Regions from separate parts of the Homo sapiens genome. Here region 2 is linked to region 1. Evidence: read pairs that join two places in POLR2A ChIA-PET (ENCODE). Cell type or tissue: OCI-LY7. All regions are shown on one strand. Links, peaks and the distances in the headings refer to the core of each region. The heading gives the core; the rest is flanking DNA.

Region 1 (8,345 bases), core at 107-8,106:
CCCAATATGTTCCTTATCTCCATCGGAGACCACCTCAGCCTGGACTTTATTGTCCCTGTCACTATCAGCATTTTGGTCAAAGCCATTCAACAAGTCTCTAGGAGGTTCCAAACTTTCCCACATTTTCCTGTCTTCTTCTGAGCCCTCCAAACTGTTCCAGCCTCTGCCTGTTACCCATTTCCAAAGTTGCTTCCACATTTTTGGGTATCTTTACAGCAGCACCCCACTCCTGGTACCAATTTACTGTATTAGTCTGTGCTCGTGCTACTAATAAAGACATACCTGAGACTGGGTAATTTATAAAGGAAAGAGGTTTGATTGACTCACAGTTCCACCTGGCTGGAGAGGCTTCACAGTCATGACTGAAGGCAAATGGGGAGCAAAGTCACATCTTACATGGAGGCAGGCAAGAGAGCTTGTGCAGGGGAACTCCTATTTATAAAACCATCAGATCTCATGAGACTTAATCACTACCACCAGAACAGTATGGGGGAAACTGCCCCCATGATTCAATTATCTCCACCTGGCCCAGCCCTTGACACATGGGGATTATTACAACTCAAGGTGAGATTTGGGTGGGGACACAGCCAAACCATATTATTATCCCTCAAAATAGCCTGTATTCCCCCATCTCCCTCTCTTCTGTGAAGAGGGAACTATGTAAGCTCCATCTGGCCCTTCCTTGAGTCTCATATTTTACATGGCTCCATGCTTATGCAAGTTAATAAATTTGTTTGCTTTTCTCCTATTAATTTGTGTAATGTCAGTTTATTTCAGTGGGATAATTCACTTATTGAACCTTCAGAGGGAAAGTTTAAACTTCCCTACATTAAACACTTTTTCTTGACACTGGTTTGAAGAGCAGTGACTCACCTTTACCTGATTCTTTGTTTGATTCCAGAGCCCTTGGACTTTTATGTTTGTTTTCTACCATGACATCACAAACCACGAGTTTGTTGATGCTTCGTAAATGTGGAAAGATGCAGCACAGATTTAGGAGAAATATACCCAGAGATGTAAAGGGGAAGGAGACATTGGCCAACCAGAAGATCATCCTCATTCCTCAGTGAAGGAGAAAGGCCTGACTCCTACCTTGTGTAAGGGAACTAAGGGAACTGGCTAGGTATCAGTATAACAGAGTCACCAAGTGATTCAAGATTTACTGTCCCCCTCTGAGGAAATAAACAGAGGGCAAGCAAAGAATACAGGCCAGAATAGTCTGCTAGACAAGACCACAATGTGGAATCACAGCCATCCAATGAGGTTTGAGAGAAACCCAATAAATAATATCCCTATGTTCTCTGCCCAAGTTTTAAACCAATCAGAGAGATTAAGGTGTCAATAAATGAAGATTAAAATGTCAGCTCAGCCTGGGCGCAGTGACTCACGCCTGTAATCCCAGCACTTTGGGAGGCTGAGGCGGGTGGATCACCTGAGATCAGGAGTTTGAAACCAGCCTGGGTAACATGGCGAAACCCCGTGTCTACTAAAAGTACAAAAATCAGCTGGGCGTGGTGGTGGGCACCTGTAATCCCAGCTACTTGGAAGGCTGAGGCAGGAGAATCGCTTGAACCCGGGAGGTGGAGGTTGCTGTAAGCCAAGATCGCGCCATTGGACTCCAGCCTAGGCAACAGAACAAAACTGTGTCTCAAAAAAAAAAAAAAAAAAGTCAGCTCAATTACTGATGAAGCTGTATTGGAAAGAATTGGCTTTGGGTACAAGTAATTAGTGTCTTCCTAATACTGAACCCTAGAATCAGGACTCACAGCTAGACAGCCAAAGACTCTACACAGGGGGCCCTGCCCCTTTGAGGCCTATTGCAGCACACTTTCATCCAACAGAAAGAGCAAAGAAGAGCTGGATTAAACAAGCCTAAGTAACCGCCCATATTCACTGATTACATAAATCACTCCACCTCTCCCAGGAAGGAGGAGGGTGGGATTAAAGAGGCTGGCAGTCTTAAATCAGTTGCTGTCCCTCCACATGGCAGGAAAGAACAGGAGTGGGAATTACCTAAACCTTTTATAAGTGCTGGGTAAAGCATATGCTACATAGACCAAATCTAGAGCAGTGTGGGGTGGACTCTGCTTTGTCCCTTTGCTGTTTGCTGAGTAGTCTGCTCAGAGATGCACTTGTCAATGGCTCTTCAGCATCTCACCACCTAGCTCTCACCAGGGGTCCGGGTAGTTATGGTTCCTTTTATTTGTTCACTTTCTAAAAAAAAATTTGACTTTTTGTGAATATTTGAATAGATACAAAATAGTTTCTATGCGGACTTAACATGGAAAGGGAGATGGTTGCATTTTTGGTGACATTACAACGCATACACGCATGTGTGAATGTGTGTGTCACACCGAATGATATTGTCAATGCTGGGCTGATGCCAAATTTAAGGAACATGGAGAACTTGGGAAAAGGCCAGAGATAGAGAAAAGATTGTTAATGGTTTGTTTATAGGGAAGAAATGGGTTTGCCCTAAAATAAATGCATACTAGAAGATGAAAATGACAGTGCCCAGGTAGAAACTGGCAAAAAGGGTTCTCAGAGCAAAAACATGGGACCCATTTTGGATATAAGTCCTAACTTCACTATTGCTGGTTTTGTAACCTTAAGCAAGACACTTGAAATCTCCAAGCTTCAATGCACTGAACTACAAATGGAAATAATGCTTACCTGCAGATTGTTGCAAGGACTAAATATAATGCACATCAAATGCTAGGTATGATGCCTGGTGATAACTGGCACTTAATAAGTGGTAATTAATATCATTATTAATATATAATATATAATAGTATATTATATATTTATAAAATATATATATATATATATATATATATATATTTTTTTTTTTTTTTTTTCAAAGGATGACCTGATGGTTAACTTTAGGTGTCAACTTGGCTGGATTAAGAGATACCTGAATAGCTGGTAAAGCATTATTTCTGGAGATTGGTATGTGAGTCAGTGAATTGAGTGGGGAAGATCTGCCCTCAATGTGGGCAACCTGAATAGAATAAGGTAGAGGGAAGGTGAATTTTCTCTCTCTCCTGGAACTGGGACACCCCCTTCTTCTCCTGCCTTTGGACTCCAGGTTATCTGGCCTTTGGACTCTGGAACTTGCACCAGCAGCTGCTTTGGTTTTTAGGCCTTCAGACTGAGAGTTACACTATTGGCTTCCCTGGTGCCGAAGTGTTTGTACTTGGACTGAGCCATGCCACTGGCTTCCGTTGGTCTCCTGTTTGCAGATGGCCTGTCATGGGACTTCTCAGCCTCCATAATTCTGTGAGCCAGTTCCCCTAATAAATCCTCTCTTCTCTTTATCTTTCTCTCGTTCTCTTTCTCGCTGTCTCTCTCTCCCCTATTGGTTCTATCTCTCTAGAGAACCTTGGCTAATACGGATGGTGAACAAGTCTTTGTCTCTTTTGAGGAGGATAAATAATTACAGGATAAATAATTTAAATATTTAATTATTTATATATAATATAAATATATTTAATATAAAATTATTTTTAAATAATTATTTAAATAAATAAATTATTAAATATTAAATAAATATTAAATAAATTAAAATAAATAATTTTTAAATAATTATTTAAAAATAATTAAATTAGCCTTAAGAAACTTGCTAACCGAAAAGTTGAGTTTTCTTATTTAAGAAAGTCATTGCTGTTTCTTTGGCTTATGTTTAATTCAGATAATCAAATGCTTATTAAGCATCTACTGTGTGCCAGAAAGTGTGATGCATACTGAGAATACTGAAATGCAGGTGGCTGATGAAATGAACCCCTGCTCTTTAGATTCCTGCAGTTCAGGATAGATGCCCATTTGTCTGAAATGTGGTAAGCATCTCCTACTTAAATCTTTAGCTCCAACAGACCATCACCATTTGGCCACCATAGTTTCGCCAACCTCAGCATATCAATTGGTATCCGCATTTTTTAGACCCTTTTCAAGAACCTCAGAGAACAAATCTAGCCATGTGCTATACGGCAAAAGCCAAACAAAGCATGTGAAATGGGTCCTTAAGGTATAGCTTTTGTACCATCTACCCTTTGGCATCCAAGGTCGCTTTTAACAATGCTGCCCATAACTCTGTGCAGAATGCCTCCTGCCACAGCATGTAGGACTTCTACTCACAATACCTAGCAGCACCTCTAAGCATCACCACAGTCCATCCAACTGGTCACAATTAAGATAAGATCTGAGCTGCTTTCCGGAGATCTGTAAGATTCTCCAAAATAGGCCAAAGACGGCTATAAAGCCTCACACTATGCATCATTTACTCAAAGCGGTCATCCAAGCATAGAACCTGATCTGACTCACCTTTACCACAGTTATCACCTGATCCTCACATAAACTCAACAAATAGCCCTTTTGGAGTCCAGAAATAAATACCTGCACATATGGTCAAATGATTTTCCATAAGGGTGCCAAAACCATTCAATGGGGAAAGGACAGTTTTTTCAACAGATAACATTGGGAAAACTGGATATCAACTTGCAAGAGAAATTGGACCCCAAATTTATGCCAGATACAAAAATTAAATCAAAATGGATTGAAAACCTAGATGTAGAACCTAAAACTATAAAACTCTTAGAAGAAAACAGAAGAAAAACTTCATGACATTGGGTTTGGCAATAATTTCTTGGATATGACAACGAAAGTACAGACAACAAAAGAAAAAGAAAAGTTGGACTACAACAACATTAAAAAGTTCTGTGCATTAAAGGACACATCAACAGAGTAAAAGGCATCCCACGCAATGGGAGAAAATGTTTGCAAATCATACATCTGATAAGGGTTTAGTATCCAGAATATATGAAGAACTCTTACACCGGGCATGGTGGCTCATGCCTGTAATCCTAGCACTTTGGGAAGCTGAGGTGGGAGGGTTGCTGGAGCCCAGGAGTTCAAGACCAGCTTGGGCAACATAGTGAGACCCCTGTCTCTACAAAAAAAAAAAAAAAAAAAAGAACAAAATTAGCTGAGCATGGCGGTGTGCATCTATAGTCCCAGCTACTTAGGAGGCTGGTGTGGGAGGATCGCTTGGGCCTTGGAGGTCAATACTGCAGTGAGCTGTGATCGCACCACTGCACTCTAGCCAGGGTGACAGAGTGAGATCATGTCTCAAAACAAAAAACAAAACAAAACAAAAAATACTCTCACAACTCAACAATAAAACCCTCAATTTTAAAATGGGCAAAGAACTTGAATAGACATTTCTCAGAAAATGTTATACAAATGGCAATAGCATATAAAAAAATGCTCAATGTCATTAATCATTAGGGAAATGCAAATCAAAACCACAATGGGATACCCCCTCAAACCCATTAGGATGGCTACTACCAAAACCCAGAAAATAATAAATGTTGGCAAAGGTATGGAGAAATTGGAACTCTTGTGCACTGTTGATGGGAATGTAAAATGGTGCAATAGCTATAGAAAACAGTATGGTGGGCCCCCAAAAAATTAAAAATAGAATTATCATGTGATTCAGCAATTCTTAGCATATACCCAAAATAATTGAAAGCATGGACCTGAGGAGATATTTGTACATGCATGTTCATAGTAGCATTTTTCACAGTAGCCAAAAGGTGAAAGTAACCCAAGTGTCTTAGTCCGTTTTGTGTTGCTGTAACGGAATACCTGAGACTGGGTAATTTATAAAGAAAAGAAATGTATTTGGCTCATGGTTCTGGAAACTGGGAAGTCCAAGGGCATGGTACTGGCAAATGCTTGACGTCTGGTGAGAGCCTTCTTGCTGTGCCATTCCATGGTGGAAAGTGGAATGGCAAGAGAGCATGAGAGGGAGAAAAGGAGGTCAAATGAATCCTTTTATCAGGAGCCCACTCGTGTGATAACTGCTTTAATCCATTCATGAGGGGAGAGCCCTCATGACCTACTCACCTCTTAAAGGTCTCAACACTGTTGAATTGGGAATTAAGTTTCCAACCCATGAGCTTGGGGAATACATTCAAAGAATAGCACCAAGTGTCCATCAACAGATGAATGTATAAGCAAAATGTGATATATACATAAAATGGAATATTATTCAGCCTTAAAGAGGAAGGAAATTCTGACACATGCTACAATATGAATGAACCTTGAGGACATCACGCCAAGTGAAATAAGCCAATCACAAAAGGAAAAATATAGTATGATTCCACTTACATGGGGTACCTGGAATAGTCAAATTCATAGAGATGGAAAATAGAATGGTGGTCACCAGGGCTGGGTGACAGGGGGATGGGGAATTGTCACTTAATGGGTACAGAGTTTTAGTTTTGCAAGATGAAAAGGGTTCTATGGATGATATTGATGGGCCCAATATTGATGGTAGCACAACAATGTGAAAGTACTAATGTCACTGAATTGTGCACTTAAAAATAGTTAAGATGGTAAATTTTATTATATGTGCATTTTACCACAATTTTTAAAAAAGCAGCTAGCGGCCAGGTGCAGTGGCTCACGCCTGTAATCCCAGCACTTTGGGAGGTCAAGGCAGGCGGATCACGAGGTCAGGAGTTCAAGACCAGCCTGTCCAATATGGTGAAACCCCGTCTCTACTAAAAATACAAAAATTAGCCGGGCATGGTGGTGCGTGCCTGTAGTCCCAGCTACTCAGGAGGCTGAGGCAGAAGAATTGCTTGAACCCGGGAGGCAGAGGTTGCAGTGAGCCAAGATCCCACCACTGCACTCCAGCCTGGGTGACTGAACGAGACTGTGTCTCAAAAAAGAAAAAAAAAAAAAAGCAGCTAGCCCAGTGTTCAGTCTGGCCTTCCAAAACTATGAACTTCTGCCCTCTATTTCTAGCTCCCTGGACTTGCCATCCACTTTTTTCTTTCTTTCTTTCTTGTTTTTTTTTTGTTTGTTTGTTTTTTGTTTTTTGAGACAGAGTCTCACCCTGTTGCCAGGCTGGAGTGCAGTGGTGCGACCTTGGCTCACTGCAACCTCCACCTCCTGGGTTCAAGGGATTCTCCTGCCTCAGCCTCCCGAGTAGCTGGGACTACAGGTGCATGCCACCATGCCCAGCTAATTTTTGTGTTTTTAGTAGATACGGGGTTTCACCATGTTGGCCAGGATGGTCTCGATCTCTTGATCTAGTGATCAGCCCGCCTTAGCCTCCCAAAGTGCTGGGATTACAGGCGTGAGACACCGTGCCCGGCCGCCATCCACTTTTTATATACACCACGCTGTTTTCCACCGTTTCTCACTATGGCCAGCCGATGTCGACTGTGCCTGGCACTGTGCATATACTCTTGTCATCCAGTCCCAGAGGAAGGACTTAATTATAAGACATCCTGGACTCCCACCACCACAGAACCTTCTCATAACACTCCACCCCACAGTATGCTCTGGGATCATCACAACTCTTTGCCAAGCAAACCTGGGAAAGTTCAGCCCTTCCATTACTCCTTGTGGTTGGTGATGGACAAGTGGAGAGAGCCTGAAGCAAAGGAGTTACACATGACCTCCCTCTTAGTGTGCCTGGCACACCATAGGAGAAAAACCTCAACATTCTTTGAGGGTCAAGTTTGGCATTTTAAGAACTATATTTTTTTCTGTCTCTCCAGCCTCTTACTTTTTTTTTTTTTTTTTTTTTTTTGAGACAGAGTCTCATTCTTTTTCCCAGGCTGGAGTGCAGTTGTGTGATCATAGCTCACTGCCACCTCAAATCCCTAGGCAGAAGCAATCCTCCTGCCTCAGCCTCCTGAGTGGCAAGGACTACAGGCACATACCACCACACCTGGCTAATTTTTAAATTTTTTTTGGTAGAGATGGGATCTCATTTTGTTGCCCAGGCTGATCTCAAACTCCTAGGCTCGAGCAGTCCTCCTGCCTCAGGCTCCTCAAGTCCTGGGATTACAGGCATGAGCCACTGCACCTAGCTGCCTCTTGATCTCTGACCAAAGTGCTCATTTCCCATTTTCTGGTCTTAAATCTCCCTTCAGAGTTCATGCTCATCTTCTTACCTATGACTTCAGCTTATCTGTTATTTCAATCCAAATGTCACCTCCAACTGCATAGCCTAAAGCTTGGTGCTAGGGAGTGTCACTCACAGCAGGCCCTTCTGGACTATTATGACATGACTGCGGTCACATACAGCAAACCTGGGAGGTAGGAGGCAATATAGGTAAGTCCATGCTATCAATTTAGCATTTCGTTGACTGTAATTCATGTTTAGATGAGGCGACTCTCTTAGCCCATTTGGGTTGCTATAACAACAGAAATGTATTTCTCACAGTTATGGAGGCTGGGAAATCCAAGATCAAGGCACTGGAGGATTTGGCCAGATATGGTGACTCACACCTATAATCCCAGAACTTTGGGAGGCTGAGGGACAACTG
Region 2 (8,345 bases), core at 238-8,237, 95 kb before region 1:
CTGAAGGCCTACCCCACAATGTGACTTTATTTAGAGATGGGCCTTTATGGAGGTAATAAAGATCAAGTGAGGTCTTAGGAGTGAGGCCCTAATTCAATAGAACTGGTGTCCTTATAAAAAGAGGAGAAGATATCTCTCCCTCTGCGAATGCACAGAGGCCATTGGAGGACACAATGAGAAGGTGGCTGTCTACAAGCCAGGAACCAAATCAGCCAGCACTTTGATATGGGACTTCTAGCCTCCAGACCTGTGAGAAAATAAAATTTCTGTTGTTTAAGCAACCTAGTCTATGATATTTTGTTGTGGCAGCCCAAGCTGACCAATATAGCTTTCAACAGCTTTGGGGCTGTTGAAAAAGCCCCTCTTTCATACATAACAGGTGCTTCCTCTTTCATACCTAATAGGTATTAAAAATTATCTTTGTTCCCAGATCTCTAGCAGTAAAACAGAAAGGTACTCTGTTGGACAGGTTTGGCCACATGCCCACTTCCTAACCAATCACTATGCCCAGAGGTATAGAAGTGTGCCGATTGGCTTAGCATAGGGTATATGTTCACCTCTGGCTTCAATCATGTCCACTCTGGCCTCTCAGAAAATGTACAGATTTCAAGTCCATGAGCTATGGGAAGTAGGGAGTGAATACTTGAGAGACAACCAATAAATAACCACTAATTTGAGCTGCATCTTTAGATAGGCAACTTATGTTCATTGACATTCTTTTATTCAAATGTTGTTAGTGTCCTTTCCCATTTTTTTTCTGTTCCTCCTTTTCTCATGCCCCCTACCTTACAGCCTCTTACTTCACGAAGAAGAGCTCATTGGGAAAGGAGTGTCTTAGCCATCTTCTCTTCTACTACAAACTCACCTGTTCTTACTCTTCAGAGCATAAAGTTGTTCTAGATACCTCACATAGCTGATGTGTTTTCTGTGTACTTATTTCCCCTTTCTTTGGCCTACTTATTCTCAAAACTTGTTTTGTCAGCAATTTTCTTTTTTCAGTATCTTCAGTCTTTGTGTGTGTGTGTTCTCTCATCCTACAATGATACTCAAGAATCTTTGCAGCTTAACAAATACCCTTCTTTCACCTACATGATCCCTCAAAATACAGCCCAACTTCTCTCCTTTTCTCTCCTCTGCCTGTCAGTCATCTACATTCATTACCTCCTTTACTCCAGTGACTTATATATTGATTAAACTGTTTTCTGCTGGCAGAGCCAGGTTTCAAATCACCTTGATAAAGGTCATCACTGATTTCCTACATTTCTAAAACCAATTGTTTATTTTTGGCTTCTTTTAATATTCTTTAGTATTGAGTCCCATAAACTAACCCCTCTTCTTCCTAAATATCAGTATTACCATTAGTTCCATCTGCCCTATTTTTTTTTCTTGATCAGTCCCTCTCGACTTCAGCCACCACCTGTAAAACCAGGACTTGATTCCCAGATACACATCTCTAGCACCTACCACTCACATGAATTCATTTCTAAGTACCTATTGGGGCTATCCATTTGAATATATTGTAGGATCCTTAAAGTTTGTCATGTGCAAATTGAACTCATTATCTTCCCTTCCCTACCTTCATCCCACCATTATCTAGCCTTTTTGCCTGTGTGTATGAACTCTGTTTTGAATACCATCAACATCTACTCAGCCATGCAAGCCAGAAACCTTGTCTCCTGTTTCACTGCACACAACTTTTACATCTAGTCATTGCAAGAAATTCATTGATTCTCCCTCTGAAGTGTGACTTGAATATGTGCCCTCGTTGATACTCATGGCCACTGTTTTCTTTAGCTGTCATGATCTAATAGTCTTAGTGTGTAGCCCTGGGCCTCTTTCTCTTCTCATTAATTCTGTATCTGAGTGGTTCTCAATCCTCAATGTACACCAAGATTGTATGGGGAGATTTTAAATGCTACACATGCCCTGGTCCCAGAACTTTGATTTTCATTGATCAGTCATCGGTAGTATAAGGCCATTATAATATATATAAATACATTTTGTAAGTCTTTATAATCTTTATAAATAATGTCTCCCATTATCCATGGTTTCACTTTCCATGGTTCATTTACCCACTGTCAACCATAGTCTGAAAATATTACATGGAAAATTCCAGAAATAAACAAGGCAGAAGTTTTAGACTGCATGCCATTCTGAATAGCATGATGAAGTGTCACACCATCTCACTCTGTCCTGCCCAGGAAGTGAATCACTCTTTTGTCCAGTGTATCCACTCTATAAATTCTAACTACCCGGTAGTCATCATCTGCTCCTGACAGCCAGCCATTGACACCGTCATGGCTCCATGATCCAGGATTACCTGAAGCAGCTGATCGTCCTTCAGATGTAGGTCAATAGTAGCTTAACACTATGTCACGATGCCTGCATCATTCACCTCACTGCATCTTATCACGTAGGCATTTTATCATCTCACATCAACACAGGAAGGGTTAATACAGTATAATAAGATATTTTGAGAGAGAGGGAGAGACTATATTCACATAACTTATTGTATATTGTTACAAGTGTTCTGTTTTATTAGTTATTGCTAATCTCTTAAGCCTAATTTGTAAGTTAAACTATCATATATATATATATATATATATATATATATATATATATATATATATATGAGAAAGCATAGTATGTATAGGGTTTGTTACTATTCACAGTTTCAGGCATCCACTAGGGATCTTGGAACCTATCCCCTGCAGACAGGATGAGGAGGGGACCACTGAACAGATCTCATCATCTTGCTCTCTTATTTAAAATTCTGTTTGTTGCATTGCCTATGAGAAAATATTCAAACTGCTTAATTTGGTGTACATGAAGATTCCTATCTGGCCTCTGCCTAACTTTCCAGCCTTATAACCACCTCCCCACCCCACCTGTCTGCCCCTCACATCATAGTCTGTAGTCATACAAAATTATTTTGTTTTACATTTTTAATTTTAGAACACTTTTAGATTTATGAAGAAATTGTGAAGTTAGTATAGAGAGGTTCCATATAGTCCATACCCCGTCTCCCTTGTTAGTAACAGATTCGTATGGTACATTTGTTACAGTTAATGAACCAATATTGATACATTATTGTTAACTAAAGTCCATATTTTATTCACATTTCCTTACTTTTTACCTAATGACTTTTTTGAGTTCCAGGATTCCATCCAGGATACCACATTACATGTAGTCATCGTGTCTCCTTATTTTGCTTGGCTCTGGCAGTTTCTCAGACTTTCTTTGTTTTTGATGACCTTGACAGTTTGGGGAGTATTAGTCATATTTTATAGAATGTCTGTCAACTGGGGTTTATCTGATAGTTTTCTTATGATTAGACTGAAGTTATGGGGGTTGGGGAAGAAGAACATAGAGGTAAAGTGCTGTTTTTGTCACATCATATCAAGAATACATGCTATCAGCACTATCACTGTTCGTGTTAACCTTGATCACCTGGCTGAGGAAGTCTTTGTGAAGTTACTCCGCTGCAGAGTTATTTTTCCCCCTTTCCACACTGAACTCTTTTAGAAAGAAGTCACTATGTGCTGCCCACACTTAATGAGGAGTTATGTTCCACTTCCTTAAGGGAAGAGTATTTATTTACATAAATTATTCAGGACTATTTGCATGGACGATTTCTCTCTTCTCCCTCATTTATTTGTTTATTTAATCATTTATATCAGTATGGATACATGGATATTTATTTTATACTTTGGGTTGTAATCCAAAACTACTTTTTATTTTGTTGCTCAGAGTATTCTAGCTTTGGCCATTGGCTACACGTTCAGTTGGCTCCTGTGTCCTTTTGACAATACCCTCAGCACTGTAGGTTTTTTTGGTTTTTCGGGTGTATGTGTGTGCACTTCCTTACTTTCTGGCACTATAAGATGCTCTAGGCTCATGTTATATTCTCTGCCTCAATCCTAGAATCAGCCAGTTCTCCAAGCAGCCATGGTTCTGTTTTATTAGAGAATGGTTAGAAACGAAGATCTGGGTACTGGGTGTGCTTGTTGCCACCGGGATGTGATGACTTCTAGGCCCTCTCAGATGACAGAGTAAGGAAATATATGTGTGTATACTAATGAATGTATACATACATATCTACAGATATTTCTATATATAACGTATGTATATTAAGCTAAATATGAGTGCATACAAATGACTCGCATTCTAAGTCATTACCATATAGATTATTCTAGCCTTTTCTTCTCCCTTGTTTGTAACCTCCCACTCCAACAATGAGAAACCTGGCTTCTGCCAAGTATCACCTACTTCCTAATTGTTCAATTCTGATTTCCTTGTATACTGATTTCAGAATTGTTAACCCTTTATCAACTAGAGTACAGTGCTTATTACCATTCCTATTGCCTTCAGTTTTATAGGCACCATTCATATCCAGAATTATTTAGGTCAGCACCTTTTTCTATATTATTTTTATTCTCTGAATATTCCATGTTTTCACACCTGTTTAATCTTTATTTGTGCTAATCCTCCTGCCTGAAATTCCCTGGCTTTTACCCTTCTCTCCGTGGAATGTTACTCATTCTTCTATACCCAGCACAAATATTGCCTCTACCAGAAAGCTTCTCAGAGCCACCACTAGTAGACTTAATCTTTCATTCCTCTGTGCTCCAATAGCATTTTGTACTTACCTTTACTATATATCATGTCAGGATTCTTTGTTTGCATCTCTTTCTTCTTCACTTAATGGTAATTCTTGAGAGCAGAAACCAAATGGATTTGTCTCTGAAATCCCAGGACTTAACAATAATACATATTACGTAACAGAAAACCTAATAGTGGCTAAAATACAAAAGGATTTACTTTTTTCACCTAGCAAGAAGTCAGAGATAGACTATCATTGGTTTACCTGTTCAATGATGCCATCAAGAATCCAGGCTTTTTTCCTTCTTCCGTACATAGAAGTCTAAATGTGAAATGCCAGGTAAATAAGTTAAAACCAATTTCATTCTGGCCCAGTATAATGTGTTTGGAGACAACGTCCAGAGAAATAAGAATAGTTCAGATATTTTGGATTGAGATGGCTTTGAGATGAGCTTACATTAAATCCCTTAGAGAAATAACTTCTGAGTCCCAGTTGCCTCTTTTTGTGTGAGTGAGTGTATCATGTAGCCACCATTCAGGGCAGTCATGGAGAACAAACGCTAAGCATGAAATTCCCATTTTGAAGCTGCAGAGTTACTGACGTCATAGTGTGATCAAAATGCTCTGCAAATACTTACTGTAATTATTGTTGTTGTTCTGTTCTTGCTAATAACCTTATTTATACCCTGAAATTATAATCATCCAAAGAAAGATTAAAACAAGATGCATGAGTTGCCTAAGCTGTTTGTCTGGCAGATGGTCACCCTCTGAGTTCGCTGAAATTGCCAGGGTTAATTGAAGCTTCAGTTTTCACTGCAGTGTAGTTGATACTTAAGTGTTTCTTACCTGTCAGCTTTTGCTCTCCAAAAAAGTACAACAGTAGCGCTTAATTTGTTCTCATTAATGCTAGCCTCTCAGGTAATGTTTAGTGCAACTTCATTCTAGATGATGTTTGCTTCCCAGCTTCCCAGCTGAGAAGAAATGCTAAACAGTTACAAAGGTGAAAACATGAACGTCTCACTAATTTACTTATTTAAAGGATACTCAGAACTCAGGAAACATTGAAGGGAAGTTAACTTTTACATGGTGGACTGGCATTTAGTGTATGGTTAATAGCAATTCCTCTCCCTGGGGTTGCAGTGAGCTGAGACAACTGGGAATCATCCTTGGGGAGTTTTACAAATAGTTTTTCCTAGAGCTAGCTAAGTGCTCCAAGGATAATCGTTATAGATTCACACAAACAGCAGTACTGTTTGCTCTATTTCTTTGGTGTTCCTCTAGTAGTATTAAAATGCAAGAAAGCAGTCTTAGGAACCATCTTAAAAAGCAATGGAACTAAGAAGCCGTTCTTTGCCTCTACTACTCAGCTCTGCAGAAGCAAACCGGTGAAAAGACGTGGGTGTTAAAATGTTACATTATTTAGGTGATGCAAGAGCCTTTTGTCTGCACCTTGAGGTTTGAGTACAGATTATACATATTGTTATGTATGGGTTCAGCACATATAGTAATATGACAAGCCAAATAAGAGAATGACTGTGCTTTCCTAAATCTGGGGACTGCTGACTACCAATGGCATTGCTTGCTATTTGATTAAGGCCCAAGAGAAAAACAGAGTTGAGAGATGAAGGGAGAGAAGGAATTCTGGGCCTCCTTAAATCAGTTACAACAAAATTAGCAACCCCATTAAAGACTGGGGAATCAGTAACATGATCCTTCTTGTATATGTGGTGTACAAAAGTAGAAGGCAAATGGGTGAATTATATGTATGTGAATAATAATGCTGTTCAAAAAAGCAAAAACAAAAACATCCAAAAAGGTAGAATGTGGATTCTTTAATTAGACTGCTTGGACTGGAATTGAATCTCTATCAATTTTTAGCTGGGTGACTTTAGGCCTGTTAGTTTACTTCGTCCTTTATAGGTTTTTTTCTTAAAATAGTACCCCTTGATAGGGAAATGGAAGCTAAATAAGATAATATACTGTATATAAGTGCTTAGGATAGGTCATCACACATGGTAAATATTTAACTTTTTTAAAAAAAAATGAAATTTACATGGAAGAGATATTGGAATTGGTGCTTTATTTCCTTTTATTTATTTATTTTTATTTTGAGATGAGGTCTCTCTATGTTGCCCAGGCTGATCTCAAACTCCTAGGCTCAAGCAATCCTCCTGCCTCAGCCTCCAAAAGTGCTGGGATTACAGGCATGAACCACTGTGCTCAGCCTTTACTTTCCAAAATATTTTTTCAATTTGCAAAATATACTATGGAGTCTTTCCTTTTATTAAAATCCTTCTTTAAAAAAAAGTATTACTCAAAACTATTGCTCCCCAAAAGCAAAATTTGCAGTTAAGAGGTATTTTGTCATGTGCATTACATACATTTTACCTATTCCTGTAGCATATGTTATAGTTTGTTGATATGGTCAGGCAGATGTATGAATCATTGTGAAAAGGATCCCATTTTAGTGGTAGGCAAAGCATCTAGCCAAAATTTGTAGCTGGGGAGAGATCTGCTCCCCATAAGTTGGCCTTCTGTATCAAGGCTGCTGCTTTTGCCACTATGCTCATTGTGGTGGTAGTCTGCTCAGGAAACTGGTAACTATTAAAACCACCTTCTCCTTGGCTTGTCATGGTTACTATGTATGCTGAACCCAAGTCCTTTTATACATTTGTTCTTTTCCTTACATTCTAAAATAGACACATACCTACCTACACCTAGAGCTGGCAGGAAGTCTGTCAGCTTTTCTTGGTATGCCTCTTTATACTTGGTAGCATAATAAATGCAATTTTTAATGACACTGTCAATCCAATACTTGAATGAGCTTCATTTCCTTTCTCGTCTGTTCCTTAGTGATTGCTTTAACCATTGCCTATTCATGACTGAGCCTTGGCATTAAGATCTCATAGGGGCATGGCCCTAAAGTCTTGCTTGTTCTGTTTCATTTTGGCCTTCTTAGGATTCAAGAGGAAGGACCTTCATAGGATGGTGAGCTGAAAATGGGAACCTGTGGGCAAAGTTGGTACAATATATACCTTTGATGTGACATTAATTTGAGTTAAGTGAAGGGTCAGGACCACGTTTTCAGATTTTTCACATAGTAAATTTTAAAAAACTGAAACACCTTATCAGGATTTGTGGAAATTTTTGTTGCCTTCTTCATACTTCATCCATTTCCAGAACTTTTTCATCTTCCCTAAATGAAACTCTTTATCTATTTATTTTTTACTTTTTTGGTATCTAGCTTCTCTTCTTTAATTGTATATATAAGGTACACAAGAAGATGTTTTAATGTACATATACACAGTGAAGTGGTTGCCATAGGCAAGCAGATTAACAATTGTATCTTCTCACATAGTTACCTTTGTGTGTATGTGTGGCAAGTGTACCTGAAATCTACTCTTTCAGCAAAAGTCCCAAATATAATACAATATTATTAACTGTAGTCCTCGTATTGTACATTAGATCTGTAGACGTGTTCATCCTACATATCTGCAACTTTGTATCCTTTGATCTACGTCTCCCCGTTTCCTCTCGCCCCTCCCCTATCCATTAAAAACTTAATTCCCCATTCCCCCTTCCCCAACCTCTGCCAAACACCACTCCACTTCCTGTCTCTATCGGTTTGACTACTCTAGGAACCTCATATAAGAGGAATCATACAATATCTATCCTTTTATGACTAGCTTATTTCACTTAGCATAATATCTTTAAGATTCATCCATGGTTGTACCATGTGTCAA

Evidence for each region. Peaks named below come from ENCODE experiments on the same cell type or tissue, not always from the same donor. Only the 100,000 strongest peaks of a DNase experiment are listed, where the experiment ranks them.
Region 2: POLR2A ChIA-PET joins it to region 1 with 15 read pairs; 5 of 35 experiments call an interaction of 5 or more read pairs at or near these places.

The regions. Positions count from the first base shown.
Region 1 is chr2:171,303,671-171,312,015 of GRCh38, reverse strand. No RefSeq gene overlaps it. Among named protein-coding and RNA genes, the nearest start is that of METTL8, 130 kb to the left of the region's middle. In OCI-LY7, for the core only: no CTCF peak of the experiment used is centred there; a DNase peak (open chromatin) is centred at 4,245; H3K4me3 peaks cover 975 bases; H3K27ac peaks cover 2,358 bases.
Region 2 is chr2:171,398,340-171,406,684 of GRCh38, reverse strand. The region is part of intron 1 of METTL8 (methyltransferase 8, tRNA N3-cytidine); the gene reads left to right. Among named protein-coding and RNA genes, the nearest start is that of METTL8, 31 kb to the left of the region's middle. RefSeq lists an enhancer at 122-221 and a silencer at 852-901. In OCI-LY7, for the core only: no CTCF peak of the experiment used is centred there; a DNase peak (open chromatin) is centred at 354; H3K27ac peaks cover 939 bases.